Regions from separate parts of the Homo sapiens genome. Here all the other regions are linked to region 1. Evidence: chromatin contacts called from ENCODE Hi-C or POLR2A ChIA-PET data. All regions are on one chromosome and are shown on one strand. The core of a region is the stretch at or near the end of the contact, and the rest is flanking DNA. Distances in the headings are between cores, read along the strand shown. Region 1 holds the start of PDE8A (phosphodiesterase 8A). Region 2 overlaps AKAP13 (A-kinase anchoring protein 13). Region 3 overlaps AKAP13 (A-kinase anchoring protein 13). Region 4 overlaps AKAP13 (A-kinase anchoring protein 13).

Region 1 (6,646 bases), core at 1-2,500:
CAGCCCGCTACAGGATACGTGATGGACGCCCAGAGACACCGCCCTCCAGCTGGTGGGGGAGGAGCCCCAGCCACCAAGAAGTTAAGTGACTGGCCCAGTTCACACAGCAAGCTAGTGGCTGTGTGCGTGTCCGGGGTCCTCATGGGCCCCAGGCCTGCAATGCGTACGCCCCTTCCCCTGGCTCTGCCTTTGGGGTCTCGGACGCCCGACTAGCACTTTGGTTAAAATGAGAGGAGGACGGGCGCCTGCAGCCTGCCCGGTGCTGTAGCTTTGCGGCCGCCCCGGCGCCTGTGTAATCCGAGGCGTGGCGCGCCAGGTTTTGGCCTGCGAGGGAGCGCACGTGGGCTGCGGCTTCTCGCGGACGCCCAGGCCCCACCCACCCGGGACCCGGCGCGCGGCGCCCCAGTTTGACTTTCACTACCCCCAAAGGAGGTCTTTCCACCGGCCTCTTTTCTGGGTAACAGCTCCAGGGCTCACACTTGGTGACCCCACCGAGGTCAAGTAGCCGCTAAGTTACGGAGCCGGAATTCGAATTTGGCGGTCGGGCTTCTGGTGGCCTCGGGACGGAGGTGGCTGTGTGTCCCTGGGCAAGTCTCTTTCCTTCTCTGGGTAGCCCAGTCGGGCGCCCCGCCTGTCGTCGCCGCGCATGCTCAGTTGCGGGCGGCGTCCGGAGGAGGTGGCGGGCGCCCCAGCTGCTTTGCATTGACGCCAGCACCCGCTGGAGGTCACCGCTGGGGGCTCGGCGCGGCACGCTGCCGGCAAAACCCGGCCCGGATCACGGAGCCGGAGCCGGAGCCGTACCGCCAGCAACTCCTGGGTGCGCGCAGCCGTTTCTGCGCTTCTCGACGGTGCGGCCCCAGGCCCCGCTGGAGCCGAGCTGCTCCCCTCCCTACCCTGGCGGACGTGGCCCGGCCGCTCCGAGGGGTTTCCCTCGGACCCCGCGCCTAAACCCCGGCCAGCGGGAGCGTCTAAGGCTAGCCTTGTACCCCACCGGCACTCGGCCTGGGGGGGCTTTTCCGCGAGGCGGCGGCCCAGCGGGCGGAGCGGCGTGGGTGTCCACATCTAGGCGGAGTCTGGAGCCGGGGAGGCGGCGGCGGCGGCGGCGGGAGCGGGGCCGGGCGCGGCCGGGAGCTCGCCTCCCCCGGGGGTCGTGCCGCAGCTCGGCGAGGGCAGCGTGGCTCGCGCGGCGTGGACTCAGCCGCTCCTGGGTAAGGAGAGCGCAAATCTCCTCCCCCTATTTCCCCGGAAGCGCGGCCGAGGCGAGCCCGGCGATGTGAGAGGCGGCCGTCGGCTCCTGCCTCAGGAAGGGCATGTTCGGAGGGGCGGCCTCGGCACGCCACCCGCCTAAGCGCCCCCTTCCCACCGCAGCCGCCGCCGCCGCAGCGCCCGCACCGCGATAAAAGGGGCGGCCGCGTTTCCTGACGCGAGATCCGCGCTCGCCGCCGCCCGCCCAGGCGGCGATGACACGGCGCCCGCGGCGGCCCGGAGGCGCCGGGTGGGCCGTTTGCTGACCGGATCGCGGCTACCCGCCAGCGTGTCCGCGGCGCCGCCGCCAGCATGGGCTGTGCCCCGAGCATCCACATTTCCGAGCGCCTGGTGGCCGAGGACGCGCCTAGCCCCGCGGCACCGCCGCTGTCGTCCGGCGGGCCGCGCCTCCCGCAGGGCCAGAAGACGGCCGCCTTGCCCCGGACCCGCGGCGCCGGCCTCTTGGAGTCGGAGCTTCGCGACGGCAGCGGCAAGAAGGTAAGGGGCGCCGGGCACTCTGGGGCCGCCGCGAAACTCGGGCCCGGCCAGTAAGCAACTTTCCCGCAGGGGCCGGGCGGGGTCCCCCCCACCCGGCCTCGGTGCCCTCTTGTCCCGCTTTGGATGGTTCTGATTGACGCCAGTCTCCCGCCTTGCCGGGGCAGCGTTCAGAGAAGGACCGACCCAGGTCCCGCGACCCTGATTTCCTAGGGTTGCGATTAGGACGCCGCCTGTGTCGCGGCGTCGGTTTTTTGGACACATCCGACTCCCGGAGCGGCGGGGCCCGATGTGAAGTTGACTGAGGCGCTTGCATCAATTTCCTCTCCAAGAGCGGGTGTTTGAGGGAAACCCCCAGGATATTCTGGCGCGCCCCTGCAATGTTAAATCAGTGTGAACTTTGTTCTTTTCCTGTGGTAGAAAGGGAAGGGCGACTGGCCTCACCACTCTTTTCCCTCTGTCAGCTTTGCACATGCAGTTGCAGGTTACCATTTTCTTCGGGACTGCTAGAATGTAATCTGGAACATCAGCTTTGCTTCATTGCACATGTATTTGAGGTCCACGTTTATTAGCATACATACTGTATTTAAAGCATATGTAATTAGAAAATACTGTGAAACGCGATTTTTGAAGCATTCAGCAGAACAAAGTTAATCTTTTATTAAGCCGACTTACTGGGACATTTTGTGACTGGGGTTTTTTGTTTTTTTACATTGCGTGTCTTCTCCAGCGCATGTTGCCTTGGCTTATGTTTTGTCAAAGTTTCTGGGCTTAGTCTTTGTTGAGGTTTTCTAAAGGAAAGTTAAAAAGGAAAAAGAAAAACGTGATCATTAAGGCACACAGCAGCAGCTTTCCAGTTCTCTCATTTCAGAATTTAAAGCTGGAACTCATGCGTTGGTTTATGTTTTGTTAAACCAGTAAAAGACAACAACAACAAAATTCGTGCATGGCTGCAGATTGTTGGCTGTCATCCCTCTCATCACGACCAGTTTTTGAAAGAGTAATTTGCAAAATTTGTTTGATTTTTCCTTGCTTGCTGAGAACTGCTGAACCTCCGAAGTTTGAGGGATATAGTTTGATGTACTTTCTGTCTTACATTTCTAGCAGTCGTCATGATACTTTTTCTGTACGAAAGGGGAAAGTCTTTTTCAGTGTTGCATAACAGTTGATTTCCCCACCATTCCCATACCCTAAGTGAAAATTCAACTTTGTTCTGATTATCAGAAATTGAATTCCTTCTCCTATAGATTCTTTAAAGAAACCTCTGATGGTTTAGGCTTACTAACTCAAGGTGCTCTTAATATCAGTGTTAAGCTGTGTGTTAAGCCTACTTGGCTTTAAAAAAGTGTTACACAGGTGCATATGGAAACTTTAACAGCTTTCAAGTTTTCAGTCCAAATCTAACATTTTGCAGACTAATGTGATAATTTCAGATTACCAAAGTAGCCCTTTTATAGTGAGGGGCCTTTGTGTCTTACAGGCTTTTTTTGTGGTGGATTGGGTGTCCTAAAATTCACCTAGGTGTCTTGTAAGCCTCCCCAGTGCAGCAGCAGCTTGCTCTTGTGCTATCGCAGTGCCGTTAGGTCCCTGAGTTTTTAAGTACTTACTTCAACCATTCTTCTGTATTGGCAGACCATTGTCTTGTGTTGGGGGCTCAGAAAATACTTTCATCCTTAAAGTGCCTAACCCAGTGGCATACACATAGTAGGTACTAAATAAATGTTTACTGATTTCTTAAAAAATTGTTAACTGATTGATGAAACTTTTTCAGTCATTGGAATTTGATTTCATAAAGCCTCCTATGTAGACTTCAAAATAATAGTATTTCCAGAGCAGGAGTCAAATTATAAATTATAACACCACAACCACAGAAATAATAGCCCCATACTTGTTATTCATGAACTGTACATGTTGATATCTCATTTACAGTTATTTGCATTTAGGCATGTCAGATAGTAGAGCAGAGGTAAATGTCAGCATTTTTTCTAGTCTAATATTTTTTCTTTGAAAATGAATCTTTTTAAATTTTAAGATATTAACTATGCTCTGGAAATTCATGTTAGAGAAGGCAAACTGCTAGCAATTTAGCAAAATTAAATCATAAAATTAGTTTCTTTGTATTATCTCAAGATGCAATTTAATTCATTACAAAATTTCTTATTAAAACTGTAAGTCAGCATATCTTTAAGTGAATTTCAACAAGAAATTCATTGGGGGATGCTTTTATAGTCCTACAGCATTTAGTAAATACCAGTTTATCAGTGTGGGTGGGAGATTGATAACTAATTGCATTTTTAGGTTAAGCAGTATGTACTTTGCGTTAAAGTGTATCCTGCATGTGTTCTATGGAACAATATGTGGACTGTTAGTATTGTATGAGAAAAGAGTTCCGTGGTCTGGTAAGTTTTTGGGAAATACAGGTTGAATATCCCTAATCAGAAAATGAGAAATGTTCCAAAGTCTGTTTTGAGTGCTGACATGATGCTCAAAGGAAGTGCTCAATGGAGCATTTCAGAGTTTGGATTTTCAGATTAGGGATGCTGAACTGGTAAATATAATGCAGATATTCCAAAAGCCAAAAAAAAAAAATCCAAAACACTTCTGGTCTCAAGCATTTGGGATAAGAGATATGCGGCCTATACTGGCTCAGACTAAGTTCAACAGAGTTCTTTTATGTAGGGCTTGTCAGAGAACCTAATTTCTGAAAGTAATCTGTGAGTCTCCAAGTGGTTTTTAGAGTGTGCATCATTTCCTAAACTAGTTGATTGTGGAGCCCTTTTCTTGAGGTGTATGTCAGGCAGGCCACATGTTAAGACCTGATTCTTTATGTGAGATACCAATATTCAAAGTACAAGAAATATAATTAACAGTAAAACTCAACGAATGTAATTTGCTTCTTAATGATTCCAAAGGTACTTTAGATCTTGCAATATATTAGGCTGGGTTGTCTGTATGAACTTATTTAAGTATTACTAAAAATACCCTCTGTCTGTTTATTCCTTTCGGGAGTTTAAGTTTATGTGGTTACAGATAATGAATGCTGTGTTCAGTTTGAACACTTAGAGTTTTGTTTATTTTTAATCAGTGTGAGTGAGCCTTAACTGTAACATTTTAATATTTTCTTGCCAGTCTTTGGATTTACCCCATTTCCACTTTCCCTAGCCAGGACTTGAGTTGCCCTTGAAAGATTTGCATGTAGTGTTAGAGACCCTATGCTCACCCCCTATCTTCCTTTTTGCAAACACCCACTGCACTGCTAATGATTGATGCTCCCCACACCCCAACTAATCAACTCTGTGAGATGGCAGTCATGTTTGTTTTGTTCACTGCTGTATCCCCCAGGCCTGATGCACAGTAGGCCTTCCGTAAACGTATGTTGAATTAGAGAATTTTGTGAACCAGGCTGTCAAGTTGAAAATCCACCCAGGCCAGGTAAGTAGAAATAGAAGCCAGTTTTAACCAGAGTAGAGGCTGTAAAGTTTGGATTTGGTTTTGTGGAAATCTCTGGTTATTGCTCTTCAGAGCACTGTACCCAGGGAATAATATATTTCTACCCTGTTGAGCAGAGTAGATTTCCCTGTAAAGAAAGATTAAAGAGGCTGGGCGCGGTGGCTCATGTCTATAGTCCCAGCACTTTGGGAGGCCAAGGCAGAAGGATTGCTAGAGCCCAGGAGTTTGAGACCAGCCTGGACAACATCTCAAGACTCTGTCTCTACCAAAAAATAAAAAAAATTAGCTGGGCATGGCACCGCACACCTTTAGTCCCAGATACTTGGGAGGCTGAGGTGGGAGGATCACCTGAGGTAAGAAGTTCAAGGTTGCTGTGAGCCGAGAGTGCGTCCCTGCACTCCAGCCTGGGCAACAGACAGAAACCCTATCTCAAAAATAAATAATAAATAAAAGATGTAAGGATTAGTGCAGCTAAGGTGATAGATAATAGTACAGCTGCAAGCCAACCTCTAATCGAGTGTTACTGCTGTCAGCACTCACTTAAAATCTCAGACATTCTCTAGTTGGTCCATTTCTGTTTCCCTTTGCTTCTGTCATTCACTTCCTTCAACCTCTTTTCTCTTACTTTGCATCACCTCCCGTCCCACTTCCATCTTCCTCCTTGCTTTTTTCTGCTAGCCCACCTTCCTGCACAAAACTGGCCACTCTTGCCATCTTAGTCAACTAAAGTTTAGTGGTTTCCAAATGTTACTTAAGTAACATTTGGAATGGAATAAAATTTATTGCCTGCTCCTAGTTTACAAAGTGGATTAGTCAAAACTTTTTTTTTTTTTTTAAGACAGCGTCTTGCTTTGTTACCCAGGCTGGAGTGCAGTGGCACAACCATGGCTCACTCAGCCTTGACCTCCTGGGCTCAAGTGATCCCCCCACCTCAGCCTCCCAAGTAACTGGGACTACAGGTGCGCACCATGCATGGCCAGTTTTTTAAACTTTTTTTTTGTCGAGACGAGATCTTGCTGTGCTGCCCAGGCTAGGCTCAAACTCCTGGGCTCCTGTGATTCCCCCAGCCTCAGCCTACCAAAGTGCTGGGATTACAGGTGTGGGTTACTGTGCCCAACTGATTACTCAAAATTTTACATTTGGCTAAACTAAAGCAATTTTCTCTTTGTGTGTGACCTGACTGATTTTTTTCCTCCAGTAGGGGTCTTTGACCCTTGCTAGATTATATGGAATTACTGAAAGTTTCCTTTGAAAGTGTAGTTGAGAAAAATGAGACCAAACTTTCTGCTGCCATAGTAAGTGACTACAGTTTATCTCTAGAGCTCAGGGGTTGTGAGTTCCCTCATTGTGTTCTTGTGCTTTTCAGTATATAGAAAGATATTTCTTTATTCATTTTCTTGAATTCCTTTTACATACATAAAATACTTTGCATTTATAGCATATGTTTTTTAGTACT
Region 2 (6,538 bases), core at 2,877-5,376, 730 kb after region 1:
AGTAAACCAGCTGCAATCTAAGTAGGAAACATAAGAATTTAGAATGTGTGTGATGGTTAGATTTTACTTCTGATTTCATCAGAAAAGTTGCCCTCTAGACAGTTTTCTGGCATTTATAGTTCATTGCTTATATGAGAGAATAAAATACATATAGTTGATTAAAGGAAGGAAGTTTATTACTTAGGGAAAAGGAAGGTAAAAAAAGACCCTAAGCAATAAAGGCAATTCTTTTTTAAGCAGAATACTTTCATTTTATTTCATTTTTGTTTACCAGTGTTGTTACGAAAACTGCTGCTGGGGCTACTTCAGCTGAGATGATTTGGCTCTTTTTTGTGGCTTTCTTCTTGTTCTGTACATCAGCACTGTGGTTATTACACCAGCTACCAAGAACATCTCACATGCCTTTTGCATATAAGCACTCTTAGTCCAGATAGGGCGATGTCTCAAATCCCCCAAAGATTTTATTTATTGGCCAGGTGCCGTGGCTCACGCCTGTGATCCCAGCACTTTGGAAGGCTGAGGCGGGTGGATCACCTGAGGTTAGGAGTTTGAGACCAGCCTGGCCAACATGGCGAAATACCATCTCCACTAAAAATACAAAAAATTAGTCAGGCGTAGTGGCATGGACCGGTAATCCCAGCTACTCAGGAGGCTGAGACAGCAGAATCACCTGAACCCAGGAGGCAGAGGTTGCAGTGAGCCAAGATCGTACCACTGCACTCCAGCTTGGGTGACAGAGCAAGACTCCATCTCAAAAAAAAAAAATATATATATATATATATACACACACATATATTTAATAATTTTTTTTTGAGAGACAGGGTCTCTGTTAAAGATTTTAAACAAGAAGTTTAAAGTTGCAGAAAGAATTTTGTAGCATGCATTTCTAAATTTGCTCATATTTAACTGTTTTTTGTTTTATTTTCATTTTCTTGGTTAGAGTTGAAATGATAGGAGAAAGTTGTGCATTTCTATCCTTAAAGGTAATTCCTCAACTTGTGTCCTGGAGAAGAATCAGGTCATTTTTCCCAGTTAGATTTTGCTGCTCACATCTGTAGGCAGAACAGTCAGAAGTCTTCAGCCTATTCCCAAGTGATGATCAATGAACTGAAGTACTGGAAGACCTTTTTTGTCAGAGCCTTGGCTGCATATGACTCAGCTCCCAAAGGTGGCTCGTTTCTGTGTAGGCAGTCCTTTGATATTCTGTCATTTCATTTCAGTTTGGCATGGCCACTCCTCTTATCATTGTATAAAGTTGATTTTCTTAAGTTAGCCTCGCTAATGGTTTGTTTTATTTTTCTTCCGAAAGATAAAAAACACATAGTATATAACCATTCGCCAAAGATCTGTGGTGGTTGGTGGCATGGGTTAAAAAAAAGATACAGCAATAGATAGATGATAGTTTCCAGTCATGTGGGTTTAACTTCATTTTCTTTGGTTTGATGCCTCCTTGTAGCAAAGAAAGAAGTTGAAGGCTGGACTGTTTGTTTTAGGTACAGAGGAATCCGATTAGGGATCAGCTCTGTTCCCATAAACCACTGTGCTGAGACCTTTTTGAAGAATTTTAAAAAATGAAAGCATATTGCCTACTGCTATTAGGAAATCTATCAAATAAATAAATAAAAGGCCAGATAATTATTTTCTGATCTTCATAACAACATGGTATGGTTTGTGGCAGAGAGCTTAAAAATGTATTAGATTTGTCTTCAATTCTTGTGTTCTTGGTAATTTTCTGTTTTCCCAAACAGAGAGTAAGATTTTAGTCTCATGACTTTGGCTGATGTCAGTGGGGCTGAAGTTTCTAAATCACCCACGCACAGCTCTAAAACTGTCACTGTGAATTGAGTCCAGGACAACTTGGAAACAAGTTGAGTGTTTTTCAAGTAGGTACTTCAGCATGTTAAGGAGATGTCCATGCAAACTATCACTAAGAGAAAACTCATGACCATAATATAGAGCGTGTTAAACTTCCAGCTGGGTTGTGGGTTTGGGGACATGTTTCAATTAATTAAAAGTGAATTTATGTGAAAAGTTCTTTACTAGAAGCACATTTTAAATGATTTTTTTCTGCTTCTATGTTCATCTCAGACACTCAAACACTGGCCTGAGAGTTTGAATATTGCTGAAACCTTTTTACGTGATAGTGCCACTCCCTTAAAAATCATCATTGCTTAAATCTCTGTAGGGTGTTGGAACTGGTTGGGAAGAAAGGAACAGAAAGAACAGAACTTGGAAACAAATTCTGCCCATAGTGTTCTTGGTCACTTTTGCAGATCAGAATTAGTAGCTGGTTCTCCAGCAAATCTGCCACCTCCTGTGTTGCCCTTAGGTGCCTAAAATATTATAGATTTTCAATAAAACAAAAGAAAAAAAATATACTTTTTTAACTGGATTATAAGACAATAAAATCTTATCTTTAAGTTATCACAAGATGCGATAAATGGATTATGCAAAAGGATATGGAAATGTTTATAAGCAAATCCAAGGAACTTTGAACGACATTAGAGTGTGATGATTTTTTAAAAATTAAAAATTTTTTTTAATTTTGAAAAATGTTAATACAAAGTATTATACATAGGTAATTTATCACATATGTGTCCATGATTCAGAATGAACACATAGTAACATTCTGTCAGACGGCTTCAGATTGTTTCACTTTTTAAGAAACCATTATGGTTAAGTTCAGATTCCCCTTTGTTTCCCTGCCCCATGCATCTTCCTTCCTCCCCAAGGACAAGGACTGTCATGAATTCAGTGCATTCGTAGTCTGTGTTTTATAATTTATTTTCATACATAAACAACATATAATTTGTTTTTGTTTTTAACCTACATAAATACTACCATACAGTACCTCTTTTTGTAATTTGCTTTATTCTCTTCAGCATTATATATTGAGGATTCAGCACGCTGAAAAACATAGATCTACTAATCATTGACTTTGCCTTTTCATAGTCTTTTTATACTTTTTCTGTAGAAGGGAAAGAGAAATGGACTTAAAGATGATGTATTTGAAAGACTTTAGCTGAGTGGGGATTTGTGAAGAGAAAGGGTTTGAGTGGGGTGGGCTTTCAAGTCTGTGCATGGGAAGGATATGATGGATCAACTAATGGGAGAGGAAGAAACCAGAAAGGAGCATGCCAGCTGCAAGTCCTGGGCATCTCTGTGGCAGAGGAGGGGAGGTGCACCATACACCCTGAGTAAGAATAGTGCTCGTGAGGATGGGCAGAAACATGTTTTGGCTTACTAGAAAATAAATAAAGCCGTTTGCCTCGACCACTTTGTTATGCTTCTTGCTGTGGGTCCAGCAGCCTGAAACTCACTTACCCATCTGATAGAATCACAGCAGAGGGAACCTGGGGGAAAATGTGATTCCTCCTTTTTAATTTTATAGATGAGGAAACGGAGGCCTGTCAAGAAGGGACTAGGGTCATACTAGTACATACATACATGCAGAGCCAGGACCTACGTCAAATTTAGTTTGACAGCTGTTTGTCCTTTTGTGTTACTAAATTGATGTTTGACATACTGTAATCAAGGCTGTGTCAGCGCATTCATCTAATTTTAGTTTAAATAGGCATAGTAGGGCCGAGAGAGGAGCATTTGAATAGGATGCATGAGCTAGGCACTATGCTGGAGAGTCTTAATTTGAAGATTCAGCAGTGGGTGAATGGTCCCTGCCCCAGAGAGGGGATAGAGAAAAACCTAAGAGAGTCTCAATACACTGTGCCAGTGGTATTAAGGAGGAGACCTGTGAACCAAGTGGGTGTTAAAGGAAGTGTTACAAAAGGCATGGAATAGGCCTTTGAGGTCTGGGATTCTAGCAGTCTCCTTTCTGGTTTCCTTCCCTCCCCATCATCACTCCAGTCCCCCACAAATCCATGTGTCTGGGCTAAAAGAGATGTTGGCCCAAAAGAGATGTTGGCCCTTAACTGGTGAGTTGATGTAGACAGGACCTGTGATGCTTCCTGAATCAGTCTGTGAGGCATTGCCTAGTGAATGGTATCTGTGGTTGATTTCCTGAGTGAGCCCTTCCCATGAGAGTGTCTCCTCGAGTGTCCCCACAGGCCGATCTTTCATTTGTTTCTGCTTTACCTCTGGCTTCCTGGAACAGTTCTGTTATGTGACTTTATAGCAGCGCTGAGAGCTGATGGTAAGCCTTCTGAGACACAGAGGCTTGGGTTTTTACGTCAGTGGCCCTTGTAGGCCAAGGGAGTGAAAAGTAAAGGAATTGAGATAAAATGCTGTCCTTGCCAAATTGTGGTTTCTGCTTTATCTTTCAAGAAGTCTCCATTTTCTCTTAAGTCACAGTTCCCAGAGGTGCATGTGGGGGTTCCAGTGACCTTTCATGTGTGGTTCCTGTCTCAGAGAATGGGGTGCAAAAAGCCCAGCGTAGTTAAGCTTTTCAGATTTTATATTCTGTGCTTTATTACAGTCATACAAATTTTGTAACCCCTGTTAGGGGCTTTATTAATGTATTTATTTGTAATTTAGACTTACACATTGATGGCAGACACTTTCACTTTTAGTTTTGGTAGCCTCTCAGCTTCCTGTCTGAAAAGTTCCAGACTTACTAGTTTTTGTTGATTAGAAATCACATCTGTTGCTTCCTAAGGGCCAGGAAACTCACCCTTCCCATCAGATCACTTGAGTCGTTGTTCCTCTCATTAAGCTGTAATCTGTCTCCTGGTCTCCAAATAAAGACACAAACACCGAAAAAAAAAAAATCACATCTGCTCGTGTTTTTCCTCCTCCAAATAACATCACAGACCTGCTTCCTAGAAGAGGACTGCAGTGTGTAATTTCAGTCACATTCTCACATGTGAGTGACTTCACTTTGAAATTCAGAGGCCACTTGTGGCAGCAGTGGAAACTCAGAATCTGGGATCTGTTTGCTTTGTCCATGTGACCTTGGGTTTGCTTTCTTTTCAGATTGCAGTGCTTTTGTCCACAAAGGCTGCCGAGAAAGTCTAGCCTCCTGTGCAAAGGTCAAAATGAAGGTAAGACTTTCTGGCTAAAACAAGGCTTAAAATAAAAGGGTTTAAACCAGCAAAATCCTCGGGAGTTGGGAGAGTTGAGGTTGTGGTGGATTTTGTTTATTTTAATCATTTGGTACCAACTTTGAGAACAAATTATAACTAAAAAATATTTTTTCTCTTAAGCGATCAATCTTCTTCTTGAGTAACACTGGAGAATTAGACTTTCAGAAAAGAAAACGCTTTCAGAACTTCTTCACGTTCAATATACATTTCTTCGTGATTTTAATATTTCCGTATTGCTCTTAAAGTGGTTTTCTTCTTAACTACGTCTGCAGGCCTACCCTGCTGTTCATACACCTGTCTTCCTCCTTCAGGACTATCAGGGCAGCAGGTGGAGGTCAGGGGCATTGACCTGCTGGTGGGGGTGGGGAGGGTGTTATGGTTAGCCCCAGCCTGTCTGGTAGCACTTTTCTCCTCAGGTATGTAATATAGGTGGCTCTGATCACATGACGTAAGAATAGAAAGTGCCTGTTTTATGGTGGTATCTGCCCTGAGCATGTATGCTATGTAATCATGCTTTCCCAGTGGCCCTTAAAAAAAAGTGTGGGTTAAGGGCCATACCTTTTAGGTAGCCTGTGAGGTTTTCAATGTTCTAGTCGCCTGTAAGTGTCTCTTCATTCCTTGTCAAAGGAGTGCTTTCCAACTTCGTCGACACAGATGATTAATGAGCTGTGTGCTTCGTCAGTCACCAAACACAGTTATCTAGTGCCATGACCTCAACCTGGAATGTGCATCAGAATCAACTCGAGGGCTTATTGAAAGACAACTTACTGAGCCCCACTCCCAGAGTCTCAGATTCTGGGGGAGAGTCCAGGAATTTGCATTTCTAGTAAGTTCCCAGATGATGCTGATAGTCCGAGGACCTTACTTTGAGAAGCACTAAAACTAGTGTCAAAATGGCAAAGAATAGGATAGCCAGATCTTCTTTAGCCTATGGACACATATTTTGTTTGGCTCATGTAGTATTTTTAAAATGTGAGTTAGTGCAGCTCTTTCAAAATCATGTTTTATATCAGTTTGGATTCTTAAGTTCTCCTGAAAAAACTGGAAGATTTATAACCCTTGGCTCCCTGATATTTCCCTGTACCCAGCACTCCCAGTTTTTCCTTTTTTCCATAGTACTTATCACCTTCTTAGAGTCTGTATTTACCCATCTTTATTTATTATTATATAGTTTTTTATAGTCTGTATCTTCCCCCCACTAGAATATAAGCTCCAAACTCATTAAGCAGGCTGAGGGCAGGAGTTGGCTCCATCAGTGGCGCCTGAGCACCTCACAGGGAGGGAGGGATGGCTGGAGCTGAGTGGTGCTGCCTCCTTTAGACAGGATATGCCAGTTCCAGGCTGCCACTGCCTTCCCACACCCCACCCCACCCCAGCTTGCTTCTGTCATTTGTTGCCTGCCGGCACCATAGTCATTTGAGTTTGTGATCTCTGATAAGACTCAATTGTTGTGAATGTACTAGTTTATACAGAATGATCATGATAGAGACATAGCATCT
Region 3 (6,629 bases), core at 448-2,947, 600 kb after region 1:
AATTCGAATGAGCCTGATACGCGGCCACTAGAAGACAGGGCAGTAGGCCTGTCCACATCCTCCACTGCTGCAGAGCTTCAGCACGGGATGGGGAATACCAGTCTCACAGGACTTGGTGGAGAGCATGAGGGTCCCGCCCCTCCAGCAATCCCAGAAGCTCTGAATATCAAGGGGAACACTGACTCTTCCCTGCAAAGTGTGGGTAAGGCCACTTTGGCTTTAGATTCAGTTTTGACTGAAGAAGGAAAACTTCTGGTGGTTTCAGAAAGCTCTGCAGCTCAGGAACAAGATAAGGATAAAGCGGTGACCTGTTCCTCTATTAAGGAAAATGCTCTCTCTTCAGGAACTTTGCAGGAAGAGCAGAGAACACCACCTCCTGGACAAGATACTCAACAATTTCATGAAAAATCAATCTCAGCTGACTGTGCCAAGGACAAAGCACTTCAGCTAAGTAATTCACCGGGTGCATCCTCTGCCTTTCTTAAGGCAGAAACTGAACATAACAAGGAAGTGGCCCCACAAGTCTCACTGCTGACTCAAGGTGGGGCTGCCCAGAGCCTGGTGCCACCAGGAGCAAGTCTGGCCACAGAGTCAAGGCAGGAAGCCTTGGGGGCAGAGCACAACAGCTCCGCTCTGTTGCCATGTCTGTTGCCAGATGGGTCTGATGGGTCCGATGCTCTTAACTGCAGTCAGCCTTCTCCTCTGGATGTTGGAGTGAAGAACACTCAATCCCAGGGAAAAACTAGTGCCTGTGAGGTGAGTGGAGATGTGACGGTGGATGTTACAGGGGTTAATGCTCTACAAGGTATGGCTGAGCCCAGAAGAGAGAATATATCACACAACACCCAAGACATCCTGATTCCAAACGTCTTGTTGAGCCAAGAGAAGAATGCCGTTCTAGGTTTGCCAGTGGCTCTACAGGACAAAGCTGTGACTGACCCACAGGGAGTTGGAACCCCAGAGATGATACCTCTTGATTGGGAGAAAGGGAAGCTGGAGGGAGCAGACCACAGCTGTACCATGGGTGACGCTGAGGAAGCCCAAATAGACGATGAAGCACATCCTGTCCTACTGCAGCCTGTTGCCAAGGAGCTCCCCACAGACATGGAGCTCTCAGCCCATGATGATGGGGCCCCAGCTGGTGTGAGGGAAGTCATGCGAGCCCCGCCTTCAGGCAGGGAAAGGAGCACTCCCTCTCTACCTTGCATGGTCTCTGCCCAGGACGCACCTCTGCCTAAGGGGGCAGACTTGATAGAGGAGGCTGCCAGCCGTATAGTGGATGCTGTCATCGAACAAGTCAAGGCCGCTGGAGCACTGCTTACTGAGGGGGAGGCCTGTCACATGTCACTGTCCAGCCCTGAGTTGGGTCCTCTCACTAAAGGACTAGAGAGTGCTTTTACAGAAAAAGTGAGTACTTTCCCACCTGGGGAGAGCCTACCAATGGGCAGTACTCCTGAGGAAGCCACGGGGAGCCTTGCAGGATGTTTTGCTGGAAGGGAGGAGCCAGAGAAGATCATTTTACCTGTCCAGGGGCCTGAGCCAGCAGCAGGTAAGCAAAACATAATACAAAATTAACAGTCTGAGAAGCAGATTCCCTTAAGAGTCACTGTGGTGTCCTGGTAAAAATATAGGCATCTTTGTTGTTTTGAGGCCTTGCACTCATTGGGTAGGTAGCCAAGTTAATAGTCACCACCATCAGGAGGGGCACGTCATCTCAGGGTTGGACAGATTTTGCTTCCTGTATTGTAGACTTACTGCTTGGTTGCTTAAGCTTATAAACACTCCTGTCTCATTCTGGAGTGGTTGCAACTTTGCAAACCTAGAAAACAATGCCTAGATCACAGGTACTCTAAAGTGGTGAAAGAATTTAGCAGATGTTTTTATTCACATGGCTTAATCCTTTTCTCTAGTACCATAGAAAACAGTGCCAAAAAGCTGTGTTTTATCTACAAGCCTGAAACTCCCTTCCTCCCCTATCATCCTAGTCTGTATTCTGAGCAAATTTAGAGTCAGAGTGGTTTCATGAACAGCTGTAAGTATTGTTCTGAGCTGACTTCCCAACATCCAAAATGGTGGTATTAGGTCATTGGTGGTTTTTTGTTTGTTTGTTTTTGTTTTTTTTGGGCTAGGGGTGTTGTTGACGGGGAACTCCTTCCTTTTCCTGCTTGGGGAGTGGACCTCTAGTTCCATTGCCTGTTGCTTTTGGGCAGCAGTCTGAGAATTCAAGACCCTGCACAGTGCAGGGGATAGGATGCAGGATTTCCGCCCAAGCCCAGTCTGCTGAGCTGCTGTCACAGGGCAGACCTTGTGTCTGCTTTATCTTGGTGAAGCAGCTGCACTGAGCAGATTGCTCACACAGCAGCCTGTTCCATCTGTGGGTAACCATGTTCCGAGGCAGCAAAGAGAAACCGCTATTGCTCCGTGGAAATAAACTATCTGAATAAAACTTCTTAACGGGGGTTGAGGCTGAAGCTGAAACGGGAGTCGGACACGATCTTGGCTCCTGAAGTCTTTAAAGGTCAGTTTGATGCACACTTCTATACCACCACCTGTTACCAGCTGTAGACAGAAGACCTATCTCCATGCTTGCCCCTAGGCTTTTGTAGGTAAGAAGCAGCCTGTTTTGTCTTTATTGTTTATTTTTGCTGTTCTTTTCAATTTTTGAAAATCCCTTTACACATATGTATTAAGAATGTGGGGGAGGGTTATGGAGAGAAATGAATCAATGGAGCAAAAGAAGTTGCTTTGGAAGAAGCGCAATTTAAATACAGTGGTTATTTTCCCTGGTAAAGGGCTTTTAGCCGTTTATAATCTTTTTCCTCCCCAGTTGAGGGATTTAAGGAATCCGAGGTAGAATTTTTGATGACTTTAGCTTTTTAGTTTTATTAATGTTTTGGATTGTTAGTGATAGATACTTGCTGGCTGTTGTCTCAGGATTTAAATGAGGTCTCTAATTTTTAAAAAAAGCCACAACAACAAGTCTATTTTGGGGGCCCTGGCAGGTTGGCATTTCAGAAGAATGGGAGTGGCTGTAAGCTGATGCCTGGTGATGTTCTTTTCATTTCGGTGCTGCGTCCTTGGCCACATGGGCCGGAATTATTTCTCTTTCTGGCTCAGTGGTCAGAATTTGACTCAAGCAAGTGTGAACTCTGTGGGGATTGTGTCTGTAGTATCCTATGAGAAAAAGTAAAAACCAGGGAGAATTTCAGACTTTGATTTTTATTAGCACATATAGTAAAGATGGTGAGAAATGACGGATGTTTAGGATTTTGAGGTTTTGAGAAGGAAGAAAAATGTATGGACTTTCAGCAGTATATATGGGCTTGAGGTTGGTAAATTTTGTGTAGGTGAGTTACTTGTCCTGTTACCAAAAGGAGTCATACTCATGGTCTCAAACTGCAGAGGAACTCTGTATTGATGGTCTCAGACTACAGAGAAAGTAGCCAGTCATGAAGAAATTGGTACTTTCTTCAGAAAATGGCCAGGATTGGGAAAATCCCTGGTCACATTACTTTAGAGAAAAAGCACCTGAGTGTGATCTCAGAGCCAAAGGGTATTTTCTATCAAGTTTACATTCTACTCATAGATTTAATCATACTGTTTTGTGAGTGAGAAGACATAGGTTTAACTGCTGATTTGGAAGGAGCCAGTTTGAAAGAAGGGGATGTGGCCCTTGACCCACCAAAAGCATTGACCACAGTGCTTAGGAAATCAGTGATGCATGACTGAGCCACGCCAGTCCTGCAGAGGCTGCCGACACCCGTCAAGTGTGAGTAATCACTGTTTTCTAGTGTGACTGGTTGCTGTGCCAAGATGCATCTTTTCAAAGTTGATAGGTATAGGAAAGGAAGGAGGTACCAAAAATCACATCCCCAGAGGAAAGCAACCCTCTTTCCCCCCAGAAATTACTCTGACTCACTTAGAGATGTTTTGATCAAGGGATAGTTCTAAGGGGATTGCTTAGTCAGATTTTAACTTTAATAACATTTTATGAAATTTAACACAGATTTTGGTTCTTTGGGCAAGGAAACTTGTTTACCCATTTTTAAACTGCTGGTAAGATTATATAATTATAAGGTCAAAGAAGGAAGAAAAGAGGTTCATCTATAGAAATGTAACTCTTACAAATTTAAGGTAGACTTTTGTACATGTCATGTGCTCCTAGAATAAAATCTTAATATAATTTATTCTTTGGTGAAAGAAACTTCTGTGCTCTTTAGTGTGGGGAGCATTTTTCTTGCCAGAGTAGTGGCATCACTAGGTTAATAACCACAGATGCATTTCCACATGAAATCGAGATGACAGTTCCATTTGCATTTGGATTATTAAGGTGAATTTTGACTGTTCAATCATGAGTCCCGTTTAAAGAAGTGTCAGAAGCCTAAATTTGCCTCAGACATCATTTATCATTTCCTTCCTGTATTTGCTTGACCATGTGGTGGTCAGGTAACAAAAACCACCACTGTTTTTGGTCTGTCAACATGGCCAGCAAGAGGACAACTATGTAATTCTTGAGAAAACATGCGCAGAAACGTTTCTCTTAAGAAAGGGATAGCTAGTCTGTGATTAGGTTTCAGTTTTGGAAGAAATAAGGGTTAAAAATAAGACGTAACTGCTGAGTAGTTCATTCTTACTGGTTACAGTGATGGGTGGATCAGAGTGTGTTGTATGTTAGTGAAAGTCATACTTGTCCCAGAGGCTTTTTCTCATTCTCAGTGGCTTTTTCCTTTTTGTTTTGTACAAATCCTTGCTTTTTTGATGATGGCCAAGATGGACTACCTAGCTTCAGCTATTAATCTGTTCCCCTGAAGCTTATGAATTTAGTTTTCCATATGCAAGTTGGTGCTACACTCAGATTTGTCATAAAAAGTCAATAGTGAAATGGATGTTCAAAAGACATTGAATTGGATCCTCGCTTAGTTCCAAGCGCCTACAAAGGCTAGGGAAAACCAGTAACCATGCGATAAAGGAATAGCTCAGCATAGGGTCAGAAATGACACTAGCCGCTGACAACAAAAGAATACTTTTCCATTTTAACGCAAAAGCAAAACAAAACACATGAAACCTGGAGCATGTTGTATGAATAGTAAGGCACAGGAATCAGTTTTTAAAAATGTACTCTGTAACCCCCCTGCACTTTCAGAAATGCCAGACGTGAAAGCTGAAGATGAAGTGGATTTTAGAGCAAGTTCAATTTCTGAAGAAGTGGCTGTAGGGAGCATAGCTGCTACACTGAAGATGAAGCAAGGCCCAATGACCCAGGCGGTAAGTGGCATCAGTAAGTCTATAAGGGCACAAAATGTGTTTATCCTGTTCTGCTGTGTCTTATTTATGGCTTTGTCTTTTATTTGAGGGTAAGTGGGCAAAATAGTATTTTCCCCCTTCCCTCTTGTGCTGTTATATAAATGTGTTTATGTTGCTGCAGCTAAGCTTTCATAAATGGTATATACCATACAGCAAAGTTTTGGAATGGGCTGTTACATGTTTTCTTATAGATTATGCTGAAAAACATTTTCCCCTTGAGCACAAGGCTTTAAGATTTGTCAGTAAGCTTAAATTGTCACAAAATCTGAGCTATCACAAAAGGGGATCTATAGACCTTTTCTTTCTTTTTTTCTTTCCTTCTTTTTCTTTTTCTTTTTTTTTTTTGAGATGGAGTTTTGCTCTTGTCACCCAGGCTGGAGTGCAGTGGTGTGATTTCAGCTCACTGCAACCTCTGCTTCCTGGGTGAAAGCGATTCTCCTGCCTTCGCCTCCTGCCTAATTTCAGCTGTGAGTAGCTGAAATTACAGGCATGCGCCACCATGACTGACTAATTTTTGTACTTTTTGTGGAGATGGGGTTTTGCCATGTTGGCCAGGCTGTTTTCGAACTGGCCTCAAGTGATCCACCTGCCTCAGCCTCCCAAAGTGCTGGGATTACAGATGTGAGTCATGGCACTCGGCCTATAAACCCTTCTTAAACCTGACTCTTCTTTCTTTATATAAAAACTGATAGCCAAAATGAGATTTTTACTTTATAGCTCAATAGTAACTGTCTAAATTATGAAGTATATCGTTTTCAGCAATGAAAAAACAGGTTCAATAGGCCAGACGCGGTGGCTCACACATGTAATCCCAGCACTTTGGGAGGCTGAGGTGGGTGGATTACCTGAGGTCGGAAGTTCAAGATCAGCCCGACCAACATGGTGAAACCCTGTTTTTACTAAAAATACAAAAAAATTAGCCGGGCGTGGTGGCAGGTGCCTGTAATCCCAGCTACTTGGAAGGCTGAGGCATGAGAATCATTTGAACCTGGGAGGCGGAGGATGCAGTGAGCCAAGATTGTGCCATAGCACTGTAGCCTGGGCGACAGAGCACGACACCTTCTCAAAAAAAAAAAAATAAGAGAATAAAAGGTTCAATCAACATTTTTTTTTTGTTTTAAGAATAGTTTGTTTTGGGATATGATTCACATACCATAAAATCCACCCAATCAAATAAAGTGCATAGGTCATTGGTTTTAAATAGATTTACAGAGTTCTGCAACCATCGCCACTAAGGCTCTAATTTCAGAACATTATCACTCTAAGAAGAAACCCCAGACCCATTAGCAGTGTGCCTTTCCTTCACTCTTCCCTCCCCCAGCTCA
Region 4 (7,080 bases), core at 4,546-7,045, 710 kb after region 1:
CATATATGGGTTTCCTTTCAAGCACCCATTTGTTACAAAGGAGTTTGTAGATTGAATGCTATTGTAGATGAATAGATTCCATATAAAATAATTACTGAATAATTGACAGGCTCTTTTTAACATGAGGTCACTGAAAATCCATAATTAAAACATTAAAAATGGGCCAGGCGGTAGCTCACGCCTGTAATCCAAGCACTTTGGGAGGCTGAGGTGGGAGGATTGTGTGAAGCCAGGAGTTCAAAATCAGCCTGGGCAACATAGCAAGACCCCATCTCTACAAAAAAATTTGAAAAATAGCCAGGCGTGGTGGCATGTGCCTTTAGTCCCAGCTTACTCTAGAGGCTGAGGCAGGAAGATTGCGTGAGCTCAGGAGTTCAAGGCTGCAGTGAGCTATCATCACACCACTCAGAGCAAGACTGTCTCCAAAACAGACAAGTGAACAAGAAAACATTAGTGACGGATCTAAGGAAACTTAGCCAAGTTTTGATAACAGAACCTGGGCGTTGTGGCATACTCTATAAAAAGCCATTCAGCAGCCTTCATCTACCTTTTATTCTGCTTCACTTTTATTTAACTTCTGTAGCCCTTTAAAAAAAATCAATCTTCTTGTTTTTATTTAGTATAACAGAAGAGAACTATAATTTCCTGCCACATAGCCCCTCCAAGAAAGATTCTGAATGGAAGAGTGGAACAAAAGTCAGTCGTACATTCAGCTACATCAAGAATAAAATGTCTAGCAGCAAGAAGAGCAAAGTGAGTATCACTGTGGGCATTGCTTGTGATCACCTCAGTAGGATCCTGTCACAGCCTGCATTCACACCAAAACTGGTTAAATCATGGGGACATAAATGGAAATAAATTCAGGATTACTCTCCGAAATCGCCTAATATTTAAAGGAAAATAATAAGAAGAAAAATAGCAAGAAGTGGAACTACCAGTTACTGAGTTTTCACTATATGCTAAGTGCTTTCCATATATTATTTAACCCTTTCAACAACCCTGTCAGGTAGGTGTTATCTCTCTTTTCTAAAAGTGATGTACCTTACCGAGGATACTCCTCTAATGTGAAGAAGTAGTTCAAACCAGATCTCTTTGGTTTCAAATCCCATACTCTTAAACCACAGTGCTTAAATCTGTAATATCAGTTTAAATGCAACAGAAGGATTTTATGCAAAGATCAAAGGATTGAAAATATTTATATTTGGCTTTAGAGGGAAGGATTATCCCACAGAAGATTACAAGAACTTTTAAGACTAATATGATTTCTTAGATCTATTTCTAATTAGGAGCATTTGGAATATATTCTCTTAGTGATTAAGAGATTAAATAAATGTTTAAACCGTGTGTGTGTGTGTGTGTGTGTGTGTGTCTGTGTGTGTGTGTGTGTAAGGCTCCACTGTATCACCCAGGCTGGAGCACAGTGGCGTGACCATAGCTCACTGCAGTCTTGAACTGCCAGGCTTAAGCAGTTTCCTGCCTCGCACCGTAGCCTCCCGAGTAGCCAGGGCTACAGTCATGTTGTGCCATCGTGCTGAGCTATGTTTAAATTTGTTTGTAAAGATGAAGTCTTGCTGTTGTGTCTAGGCCGGTCTAATGCCTTACCTCAAACACTCTTCTCGCTGCAGGCTTCCGAAGCCCTGGGTGTGATCCACCGTGCCCAGCCTAAAGTAACATTTTTTATCTAATTATTTTTCACATGCTCATTATGGAAATCTTCAAAATCTAAAAGTAAAAGAATGAAAATCTCCTGGAATAACCCCGCTTAGAGATAACTACACTTAATGTTTTGGTTTATATATTTCTAATCTTTTTTAAAAATGTATTTTCAAAAGAAAGGGAGAAAAGAAGTTCACTTTCTTATACTGATTCCCAGTGCTAAACCAAAACTGATTCCATTTCAAGTCCGTGGGGAAAAACTTTTCGCCTCTCACACCCTGTTCATCTACCCACAACACCCTCTAACAAAATAAAGACATAAGTAAATAAAAATTTGAAATCAGTTAAGGAACTCTTGCAAGGAATCACTGTGTGTGTGTGTGTGTGTGTATGTGTGTGTGTGCACGTGCATGCATGTGTGTGTGTGTGTGGTATATACATGTACATACAGATATATACACACGTAGATACATGCATATTTAGAAGTAAGGGAATAAACAAACATTGAATTCAAGAATATTGTCATAAAAGGGCATTGCCTCCTCCCTCACAAAACAAGGTGCACTAAGCTTCTCAAGCCCTCACTTCAGTGGGCTGATGGAAATATAGCCAAAGTATTTTACCATGTTTTGTAAGATCTCTTGGTTTAGCAAATACATTCAAAGAAATTTTTCCACCAAACGTGCCACAAGAATTGTGTTTTCATTTCTCCTGTGCAAGTACAGAATGGAGAGAAAGTAGGCAATCAGGGAGAGATGCAAAGAGTCTAGCAAATTATTTCTAGCATAATCACACATTTAACTTCAGACTCAGCCTTGTTTTATAATTCCAAAAAAAAAAAAAATGAAGGTCAAAGAATACTGCTTTACCAGTATTCTACGTATTTACATATTGGCAGCCAGGCTTAAAATAGAGCCTTACCTTTTTTACTTACCACTGCCGGCTTGGATACTAGTTGGTATCAACAAAAGAAAATCCCCTTGGACAGAGCAATATAAATTAGCCAAGTATTATTAAATGCTTTGTATAGTCTTAGCATTCCACTAGGTGTTAACAGGCACCTAAGAGAACTAAAGCTCATAGTCCTGACCTTGAAAAACTTTATGATCTAGTTTGGATGAATTCAAAATGTTTTCATTGTTTTTTATTTTGCTTTAAAACTACTGAATCTTGTCTTCAAACAAGCTTTTCGTGGAAGACCAATAAATAAGTGGAGATTCCCCCTTTCTAGCCATCTCCCCAATGTCATGGAGTTTTAGGACAGAGCAGTGAATGTACCACTCATCTCATGGATAAGGTAAAACATACACATGATAGGAAAAAAAACAACGTAAGATGGAATTTAGAAACTGGACCCTGACCTTTAAAAAAGTCTCAGCCCTCAGCCTAGCCTCCTTATTTTACAAACTGAGGCACAGAGATGTATGCTTCATGTCACACAACCTCACACAACCTCACACAACCTCCTGTTATCTGACTTCCAGGAAGTAGTACTCATCATTTTGTGTTTAAACAAAATGTTACTATACAGCGTAATTTTTTTCTTTTAACTTTTTTAATCTGAAAGGACTGGAGTTTGCTAGGAGGAGATGAGCAGAAAGGACAGGAGAAAACATATTTTGTGTTAGACCGAAATCTGTGATCACTGGTAGAAACTTTTAGTATCAGTTGACCTCTTGTCTCTGATCATCTCCTTTGTCAAAATGACAACACTTTTTTGCAATTGAGATTGGTTCCTCTTTCAGACTTGGCTTCAAGATTTGATCTCTTGGGGTCGTGCTGTCTTTAGCAGTGGAAACTCAAAAAATTACAAATTTGTAACCCTGAATTGTAGTCCATTTCCCATTACCAAGTGTTTAGAGTGCCCTAGTGGCAACTGTAAGTCACCTTTTATAGTGAGGTGTTACTAGCTCACTTTTAAATAAAATTGGAACAGCTTGGCTTTTGTCAATGTAGCAAAAGATGATTTTTTAAAAGGTGGGGGTGGGGCACAGTGGTACACACCTGTAATCTCAGTACTTTGAGGCTGAGATGAGAAGATCACTTGAGACCAGGAGTTCAAGGTCAGCCTGGGCAGTATAGTGAGACCTCATCTCTACAAAAAAATTGTAAAATTAGCTGGGCGTAGTGGCACACACCTGTAGTCCTAGCTACTCAGGAGGCTGAGGCAAGAGGATCACTTGAGCCGAGGAGTTCAAGGCTGCAGTACGCTGTGTGCACTCCAGCCTGGGCAATGGAGCAAGACCCTGTCTCTTAAAAAAAAAAAAAAAAAAGAGAGAGAGAGGAAAGAAATAGGGGAAATAGTAAAGCAGTATATTTTGTGTTAAATACCCTCACTCTGCTATGTATCTGCATAGCATTTTACCATGCAGAAGTACTGTATTTTCTAAATGGTAACATAAAAATTAATGAATATTAAATTTTCTTAACATAGTGATGCTAACTCTAATCTTGTTCTTAACTATTGAATAATGTTACTTCTCCATAATGTTAACAAATTGAAAGTGCTACTATGGATATTGACACTGATTTTTCTGTGAAAATGATAAATTTTCAGTTTTTAAAAATTATTTTTTAAATAGATGCTGTGAGAGACCGTCTGATCCAATTGTTTTATTAATCTACCATACAATAAAACTAGACCTACATCTTTTAAAGGAAAAATTTAAGCATCTACCGAATATAATATTAAAATGCCACCTGTAACTCTTAGAGAAGTGTCTAAGGATTATTTGAAAATGTCTGCTTTCCTTTTGCATGATATATATATCTTTATGAAAATAGGTTATAGTGATTAACCTAGATATATTCCATTCAGTTGTATAATTGTGATGATAAACAGTTCTTAAACATGTCCAAAGAAGCCAAAAGCCAGTAGGCAGTAAACTGTTCACATTCCTAGGAGGGTAACATATTTTGTCTGGATCACTGGGTTTTGTATATAAACTTAAGAAATTGAGTCCTTGATCCTATGTCCTTTTGAGAATTATCACCGACTGGCATAAGTGATTAGATTAGATAAATATATTGAATGTGTTTGTGGAAGATGAGAGGGGATGCTAAACAGGAAGTATAGCAGGAAGACTGGCAGTTTCTGCTTTTGTCTTAGTATCTTTGAGAGATAGTGCTGTTTCCTGCTAAGTAATTTTGCGTGTTACAGAGTATTTAAACACTCATATGCATGGTGTTCGAGTTCACAAAGGGAGTGTGGAATGACCCTCTTCAAACCATCCTATCACACTGGTTTTCTTTTTTCTAAACCACAGTTACTTTTGCACCAACCTAATACTAAGCTTTCCTCTTTGTAGACAAACAAGAGGTGGTTAGAAATGTTTTAGACAAATCTATTTGATTTGAAGTAGGTATTTTTGAGTGCACAGGTTAAATTCCTGCACAGCTGCAAGTATACTACATGACTTTGTAACAGGACATTCAGTTACAGCTCCTAGGTCCTGTGGTCTGTATAAAAAAGAGCTGTACCCATAGGCCTTTCAGAAGTGCCTCCTAGAGTAGTGTTTACAAAGACTTAATTTTAAATGTAATTCTCATTCCTTCTTTGATTAAAGATCTGTAACATGACAGTTGTTTGATCATATCATGTTTTCACAGTTGTCCAGAGTGTTCTTTTTATTGTAATTACATGTATAAAGGGGTATTTTTGGAAAAGTGAAGAATCACCTTTGATAGTGTCCTAGTGCAGTTGTTACCTGCATCTATCCCTGTTAAATACCGTTAGCCTGTTTCTCCAGCACACAGCTAAAGCATTTTGCCAGTTGTTAAACATGGAAAAGTCAAACTTCAGAAAATAACTAGTCACCACTTTACACCAGGCAACTTCACTGAAAAGTTTTCTTATGAAACTCACTGCATTTTACAAAATGAGGAGTCTATTTTAAAATAGGTAAGATGTGTTCCTTAACTTCCCGTGTAAAAACTTGGCCTCAAACCTTGCTAGAGTTCTTATATTGCTGCTTAAGCACTGTCCACACACACTGTTTTTGGGGGGAGTGAGGTCTCGTTTCATTTCCTGTATCCTTTGTAACAAGGGTTGTTGGCTTTAGCAGCAGCATTCAAACAGTTAAGACTGTCTTAAGGAAACAAGCAGCCTCAGCCCTCCCTCCTTCCCTTTCTCAGCCAGTCTCTGGCTTCCTCTTACGATTTCACTAATGGCAGCTCAAAGCTGCTGAGCTCTGCCCTGACGGCATGCGCCCCCGCTTCTGTGAGAGCACGCTTCCTGGCATGGGGGTCGAATCATGTCGATAAAATGGGCTCGGTTTCATGAAGTACCCCACATAACAGTGAGATTCATAGGACCAAAGCATGGGGAGGTAAGAGCCTGACTTCTTTAAAGCACTAAATTCTAGTAAACACAGAAAGAGCCAGTGGAGTTGGTTGTTTTGTTTTGTTTCCATCCTGGGAAGAACTAATTTGGATTGTTGCAAAGGGAAGCTATTTCTTATTTATTCAGGTTTGAAGAGCATTGCAAGGCTTGAGAGGATAAGCTGGTTGCCATAAAAAGATTTTTTAAACGATTGAAGTATAATTTAACTTTCCTGAGCAAAAAAATCAGATGCTTTTCCATTTAACATTTTATGCATGGAAAAACCTTTAGCAAAATTTAGTTAAAAGAAAGAAATTATTTGAAAAAACCCAAATTTAGTTGTTGATTATTACTAAAGTTTTATGTACTTTAGTGATTACCAATTTTCACTCAGAACAGCTTCCTGTTTTGTAAAGTGAAGGAGTTTTTCTCCCTTCCTCTCTCATTATTTTTTATAGTTCAAAAGTGTAGTAATTTGGCTCTTAGATGTTCATTATATGTATTTGATTAACAAAAGACTTCACATGAATCATAGATCTAGCAATTATTTACCATTTCATTACAGTGGTTGGGTTCTGAACAGAAAGTCAGAAGACCTGGGTTCCCATTTTGACTGTGCTGATCATCTGTTGTGTGACCTTTTGCAAGTCAACCAACCTCTCCAGTCCCTGGCAGCATAGTGCAGTGTATGAGAGCTGAGCTTTACAGTCAGCCAGATCTGAATCTTAATTTCAGCTTGAGCAGTTATTGGCGTGTGGCCTCAAATGCATTATTAAACATCTCTAAGCTTCAATCTCTTCAGATGTAAAATGGAGATAATACCTAGTATTATCATTGGGTTGTTGTGAGAAAATACATGTAAATTGCTTACTACAGTGCTTAGCACGTAGTAACTGTTCAGATTTTTAGCTGTTATTTATTATCTTTATCCTCTACGTTGTAAAATGGGAAGCATAATGCTCACCCTGCCCACTTCAGAGTTATTGAGTCAGACGAAATGATGTATGTAGAAGACATTGATTCAAAATGTTAAGGCATTTAGTAGTTGTCATGATCACTGACTTGGGACACCCATTTTCCTGGAATTTTTTTAGGACATAACA

What was found. A loop is a pair of places that touch in the nucleus more often than their neighbours do. ChIA-PET counts read pairs that join two places held with the same protein, here RNA polymerase II (POLR2A). Pooled maps may share reads with other maps.
Region 2: a loop to region 1 is called in a map of B cell, with 6 times the contacts of the local background. The contact joins the enhancer-like site here to the promoter of PDE8A in region 1. A Hi-C loop is called at or near these places in 2 of 168 maps with a recorded cell type or tissue (B cell and breast epithelium), 9 of 37 single-sample maps with no recorded cell type and 11 of 50 pooled maps. POLR2A ChIA-PET finds 5 or more read pairs at or near these places in 1 of 52 experiments (activated B cell).
Region 3: a loop to region 1 is called in a pooled map, with 12 times the contacts of the local background. The contact joins the enhancer-like site here to the promoter of PDE8A in region 1. A Hi-C loop is called at or near these places in 4 of 37 single-sample maps with no recorded cell type and 8 of 50 pooled maps. POLR2A ChIA-PET finds 5 or more read pairs at or near these places in 1 of 52 experiments (activated CD4-positive, alpha-beta T cell).
Region 4: a map of CD8-positive, alpha-beta T cell shows a loop between it and region 1 (24-fold over the local background). The contact joins the enhancer-like site here to the promoter of PDE8A in region 1. A Hi-C loop is called at or near these places in 2 of 168 maps with a recorded cell type or tissue (both CD8-positive, alpha-beta T cell), 2 of 37 single-sample maps with no recorded cell type and 8 of 50 pooled maps. POLR2A ChIA-PET finds 5 or more read pairs at or near these places in 1 of 52 experiments (activated B cell).

The regions. Positions count from the first base shown.
Region 1 is chr15:84,980,606-84,987,251 of GRCh38, forward strand. It overlaps PDE8A (phosphodiesterase 8A), which reads left to right and starts at 1,251. Exons shown (of 22, transcript NM_002605.3): 1 at 1,251-1,743. The coding sequence starts at 1,558. RefSeq lists silencers at 313-362, 683-1,172 and an enhancer at 900-1,432.
Region 2 is chr15:85,703,090-85,709,627 of GRCh38, forward strand. It overlaps AKAP13 (A-kinase anchoring protein 13), which reads left to right. Exons shown (of 37, transcript NM_007200.5): 18 at 4,930-4,997. Among named protein-coding and RNA genes, the nearest start is that of LINC02883, 52 kb to the right of the region's middle. RefSeq lists a silencer at 1,763-1,892 and enhancers at 4,259-4,568, 5,541-5,670. Within about 2 kb of position 4,127, at least 23 of the 41 ENCODE cell types and tissues checked have a DNase peak (open chromatin) inside an H3K27ac peak, as active enhancers do; they include B cell, where a contact is called at or near this core.
Region 3 is chr15:85,580,559-85,587,187 of GRCh38, forward strand. It overlaps AKAP13 (A-kinase anchoring protein 13), which reads left to right. Exons shown (of 37, transcript NM_007200.5): 7 at 1-1,549; 8 at 5,144-5,265. Among named protein-coding and RNA genes, the nearest start is that of LINC02883, 170 kb to the right of the region's middle. RefSeq lists an enhancer at 1-17 and a silencer at 820-1,114. Within about 2 kb of position 1,698, at least 33 of the 41 ENCODE cell types and tissues checked have a DNase peak (open chromatin) inside an H3K27ac peak, as active enhancers do.
Region 4 is chr15:85,684,121-85,691,200 of GRCh38, forward strand. It overlaps AKAP13 (A-kinase anchoring protein 13), which reads left to right. Exons shown (of 37, transcript NM_007200.5): 16 at 621-753. Among named protein-coding and RNA genes, the nearest start is that of LINC02883, 71 kb to the right of the region's middle. RefSeq lists an enhancer at 3,477-3,786. Within about 2 kb of position 5,796, at least 31 of the 41 ENCODE cell types and tissues checked have a DNase peak (open chromatin) inside an H3K27ac peak, as active enhancers do; they include CD8-positive, alpha-beta T cell, where a contact is called at or near this core.